Regions from separate parts of the Mus musculus genome. Here region 1 is linked to region 2. A link is a loop called in an ENCODE intact Hi-C map of the cell type or tissue named here. Cell type or tissue: heart. All regions are shown on one strand.

Region 1 (2,500 bases), 140 kb before region 2:
CGACAAACCCAGCAGACCCAGATGTAGGTACCTCAGCCAGGTGTGACCTCCCACGATACCTGATGCTCTCAACTTCCACGGGAGGTTCAGGTGTATCTCTCAGAATCCCTGACAGTGAGTGGCAGAGCCTGGGATCTTTCAATCCTCTCAGACTCTGGGCTCATGCCCCATTCTTGTAAGAGGTTAATTTAATAGAATACAAAGTAGATGCTGGTAGCCATAGTTGGGGACATTTGTTCATGGACTCAGTGGGAGCCTAGAGACGTCGCACCAAGTGGCTCAGGTGGAGGAGGCAGAGTGACAAGGTCTAAGTACCTCCATAAACTCCGGGAAGAAAAATACACAGCACAACCACCCCAGGCCTCAAATCTGACTGCCTGGCACAACACCCCTGCTCTGCCTAGCACACCCAAGTGGTTCTTGCTTCTTGATCAAAGGTATTGTAAGGGGTACTGGGGTGTATCTCACAGTGACTTCATATCATCAGGAAGTCCCCAGGCAAGAAGTCCCCAATTAATGAACAAGAAGATCCAGAAGGGTATAATACCTGGACCGCCATGCAGGAATGGGGACAGTCCACCTGCTCTCCCTGCTGACACTAGCACCACAGTGCAGGAATGGGGTCAGCCCAACAGCTCTCTCTCTGAACATCTGGACCATGATGCAGGGATGGGGTCAGCCCACCTGTTCTCCCTTTAACATCAGCACCACAATGCAGGGATGGGTCAGCCCAGCCATGTTCCCTGTAGCTCCTTTAAGACCACTGTGAACTGTCCCTGACTGGATCTACTGCTAGCTGCTTCCTACCCAAGGGAGGCAATTTCTGCAATCCTTTTAAAGTGTCTTGCTGTGATTGCAGAAAGAGACTTAAACATTACAACCTCTTTAGGGGGCAAGCAGACAGCTGAGCAGGGTATGGGATGGTGAGGCTGGGGTTGGGTGCCCTGTGAGTGTTTTTCAGGGCAGGGCAGTGAACAGACGCCCCAGAGAAGGAAACAAGCTAAACTCCCTAGGGAAAGGCTCAGGAGAGAAGCTGGGGTCAGATAAGGGCTTTGACCTGTGGAGACAGGGTCCTTAAATGTCCAGCCTTCAGGAAGGGAACGGTCCTTATCTGTGAGCTGGGAGCCACAGTAGCATCTCCTGTCATAGTTGTGGTGAGTGTAATCGAGATAACACCTGGGGAAAACTGGACCAAGGCCCTCCACTAGCAACGTGTGTCTACCAACTAATTTGAAAAGGCTGGAGATGGAAGGAGAGTGCTGTGATTGCTTGCAAGGCAGGGTGGGGGCTGCTGATATGCACAGAGAGAGAGAGAGAGAGGGAGAGAGGGAGAGAGGGAGAGAGGGAGAGAGAGAGAGTGAGAGAGAGAGCACGAGCTGTCTACTTGGGAGGACTAAAATGGGCTGTGTGGCTCAAGCCCCTGGCCTGTCTCCAGCTGGAAACCCCCTTCCCACGCACTGTTGGACTGAGGCCTCCGTGACACATTAACCCACCAGTGACCAAAGGATTTGAATTTGCAGAAAAGGACAAGGACCCCAGGAAATGGAGACTGCAGGCCTAAGTGCTCTGGGCATTACAGGAGGGTTTGGTGTCAATCTTCAGCCATAGTAGAACCTGGGCAATGGAGAGAGAGAGAGTCAAGGAGCCCTAGAGCAGAAATAGGGCACTGGACATCTGGGAAGGGTTCTAGGAAAGGGTTAAAGGTCAAACCCAGAAAGTGAACCTTCTCAAGGTCTAGGAGAAAGGTGGGTTCTGGAACACAGTCTCCACACTCCTGATAGACTCTTGGGATCAACTGTCTCATTTCTTCTTAAAAGGATTCTGTGAGGGGTAGCACTGTGCAGCCAGGGCCCTGAATAAGAGCTCCCATGGGGATGTTAGTGGCATGTATCTGGACAAGACGACCACCTAGCTAGAAGGTGCACACAGACATGGGTTTTCTCTCCATGGTGCTGCCTGTCTCCCATGGCTGCTATGCCTCCCTCCCGGGTTTCATGCCTGACCTGGACCCTCATCTTCCACATGGCTCTACAGTCGCCCTCCCTCTCAGAATTTAGTATGCTCAGCCCCCCAGCCTCACGATGGAGCTTGTCAGACCCTCACACCAGATCTAAACCCAAGCCACCATCAAGGTGAGACAGTAGTCTACCTCAGCGAAGTGAAAAAAACCCTACCAGTATCTCTAAACCAAAGATCAAGGTCTTGAATAAATGATAGCTCTACTGTATTTCAGAATTGAGGCAGTCCTTTCAGGGAAACCCTGCCATTAGATCTCAGATCTGACCATCCCATCTTTTTTTCCTCAAGAAGTGCTGACTTAGCAAAAAATAAATAAACAAAATAAAATCAACTCACTGCCCCTATTCTCAAGCAGCCAAATCACTTGCAAGAGGTCAATTTCAAGTGTTTTTAGCTAATACAGAGTAGAAATGGTGACTGGGGACATGGTATAGAAAGGTCTAAACAAATACACTAAGGCAACTCTGTGGGTATTCTATTG
Region 2 (2,500 bases):
AGCAGTGGTTGCCACCGGGAAGATAGGGGCCATGAAGAAACCCAGGTTGATGGTGTATTACCTGTCTTGATAAGAATCGGGTTGCACAGTGCATACATATGTCAAAACAATGTGCAGACTATTCCACTGTTATGTGTGTGTTACTGAACACACATTGAACATGTGAGTTGAGACACTTATAAAGTAACCCTGTACTAAGACTGTAGCTTATTTTAAAATGCATAAAGCAGCACACTGGAGCGATGGATGGTGCCTAGGTGTGCACTAAAGTCAATCCAGCGAAATGTTAGAAAATCTAGGTATGGTGGGTCTTTGTTTTTGTAGCCTAGGCTAGCCTCTAACTCAATTTTCTCCAGCCTCCTCCACCTTCTGGATTCTGAGATTACAGGCGTATGCCACTGTGCCCTCCTAGGTATTTGTATGATCTCTGTTACAACTTTACTATATAATGTTTTGTTTTGTTTTAATGGGGGCTAGGTGTGGTGGTACATATAATCTCAGTGCTTGGAAGGAAGAATCAATGCAAGTTGGAGGCTAACCTGGTCTACATAGTGGTAGATCCAGACCAGTGAGGGCTACACAGGGAAACCTTGCCTCAACAACAACAATAAAAATCGAAAGTGGTATAGAAATATGGGAGTACCCCCTTCTTAGCCTACCAAGTTCACATTTGATAAGGCAGCCATGGCCACCCAGCCATGGGACCACCCAGCTCCATCTCTGACATAAGTGAAGCCTGGAGAAACTCTAGGCACTTTACAGGGATTCCCACCACTCAGCCTGCTTCCCCACATACAAAGCAGTCACTGAAATCAAGCCCCAAAAAACCCTGTTCCAGAGGCAGAGAAAAAAATTCACTGACTAGTAGCCCCAATTTATTCCTGCACCAAATCGATTAGCTAACTACGCAATCTGCCTCATTTGTCCCTTGTCCACGATGGGGGTCGGGGGGACGGGACAAAACGACACAGTGTCCTACCCCACTAATGGAGGCACAGGGAGGCTTCCCCAGCTTGAGGCTGCGATTGCTCGGACCTCATGAAACCTCTACAGAAGGCAGAAGAGTCTGCAAGCTCACTCTAGGTAACACTGCTTAACTGAGGTCAGAGCACAGCACCACACAGCTCGTTGTTTAACCCCTGAGGATGAGTGGCTGGTGACATCTGGTGTCACTTGAACTTCCTCAGAATCCAGCTGGTCAGAAGGTACAAATTAGGAATCCTGGCAGCCACGGGTATGCTGGGTTCAATGGCCCTACCCATGGGTTTGTAGGCCACTCACATTACACCCTGGGCTTCCTTCCTGGAAAAGGCTTATCCTGAGATGACACTCCATAGTAGCCGTTGGGAGACACCTGTTCTGACCTTAACACCACCACCCACTCCCACCCCACCTCCCTGCGCCCCTTCTGAAAACAGCTGTATGAACAGAGGGTCTGTTGCTGGGCAGTTAGGCAGCCACTCATATACAAAGATCTGTGCCAGATTCTTTTTAAAAAATAGTTTTTGTTTGTAAGCCCCTAAACAAACTCACTCACACCACCCACCGCCCACAGGGGGCAGCTGAGAGCCAGCAGCCAACAGGCATCAGGGAGCACGCGCGGGGCTAACCCTGCCCTCTGCGCGATTCTGGCCTCCAAAGACAGTGATGCCAGTAGACCTGGCGCACTCGCCTGACAGTCAGGCTTCTTTAAATACACACTCCCTCCTCCTCGCCCAGACCCCATGCCCATCCTGGTGTGCCCCATGCCTAGAAAAGTGTGTTACAACAAGGCAAGAAAAAAAATCCCCTTTTCAGAGGAGAAAAGCCCCATTTCTGGTGCCTGGGATTTAGCTCTCAGTATTTCCACCGAGTACCCTCCTGCCTGCTCTCAAGAGTCGCACACCTCTTCCCTGGGTCGAGCCCAGGTCTCCGGGTGCACGTGGGCGGTGGCAACTCCCATCTGCTCCGGGCCCAGTACCCACTAAGGCCCCGGGTCCTGACCCACCTGTAGCCTCCAAGCTCCCCTCCGCGTCCTTCTAGCAGACCTCCGCCTGCGAAGCCCAGGACCCCCAGCAGGCGACCTCTCACCCCAACGCTCTCTCGCTTGTTTGTTTTGCTTTTTTTCCCCCTCTTCATCGGGGGAAAAAAAGTTGGCCCAGAATCTGGCGTCCCATCGATCTGTCCCCATCCCCACGCGACCTGCACCAGGGGGCTCGCCTAACAGCTCCGGAGCCCCCGAGGTGCCACGAGGAGCTGTCGCCTGCTCACCCGGATCCCGGGCCAGCAGAGCCAGCGACCCAGGCCTCTGCGCGCCACCTCGCCGGCCCGCCGCACGCCCACCTACCTTAGGGGACCAGCAGCGGTGACCGTGGCGCGGGCGGAGACAGCGTGCTGTGTCCCGGGATGAAAGTTTGTGCCATGCAGAGCAGGGCGGCGCGCGGACGACGCGACCCCGGGGGTGGGGGCAGAGCGCGGGGCGCGGCCGCTCGCTTGTCGTCTGTCCCTCCGGCGCTGGCCG

The links. Hi-C counts contacts between places; a loop is a spot of excess contacts. Peaks named below come from ENCODE experiments on the same cell type or tissue, not always from the same donor. Only the 100,000 strongest peaks of a DNase experiment are listed, where the experiment ranks them.
Region 1: a loop joins it to region 2, with 2.7 times the contacts of the local background. A loop is called at or near these places in 6 of 42 quality-filtered maps.

Annotation. Positions count from the first base shown.
Region 1 is chr17:50,051,841-50,054,340 of GRCm38, forward strand. The region is part of intron 5 of Rftn1 (raftlin lipid raft linker 1); the gene reads right to left. Among named protein-coding and RNA genes, the nearest start is that of Gm52302, 19 kb to the left of the region's middle. In heart, no CTCF peak of the experiment used is centred here; a DNase peak (open chromatin) is centred at 1,091.
Region 2 is chr17:50,187,895-50,190,394 of GRCm38, forward strand. It overlaps Rftn1 (raftlin lipid raft linker 1), which reads right to left. Exons shown (of 10, transcript NM_181397.2): 1 at 2,327-2,500. Among named protein-coding and RNA genes, the nearest start is that of Rftn1, 1.4 kb to the right of the region's middle. In heart, a CTCF peak has its summit at 1,558; DNase peaks (open chromatin) are centred at 1,597 and 1,937; H3K4me3 peaks cover 1,144 bases; H3K27ac peaks cover 853 bases.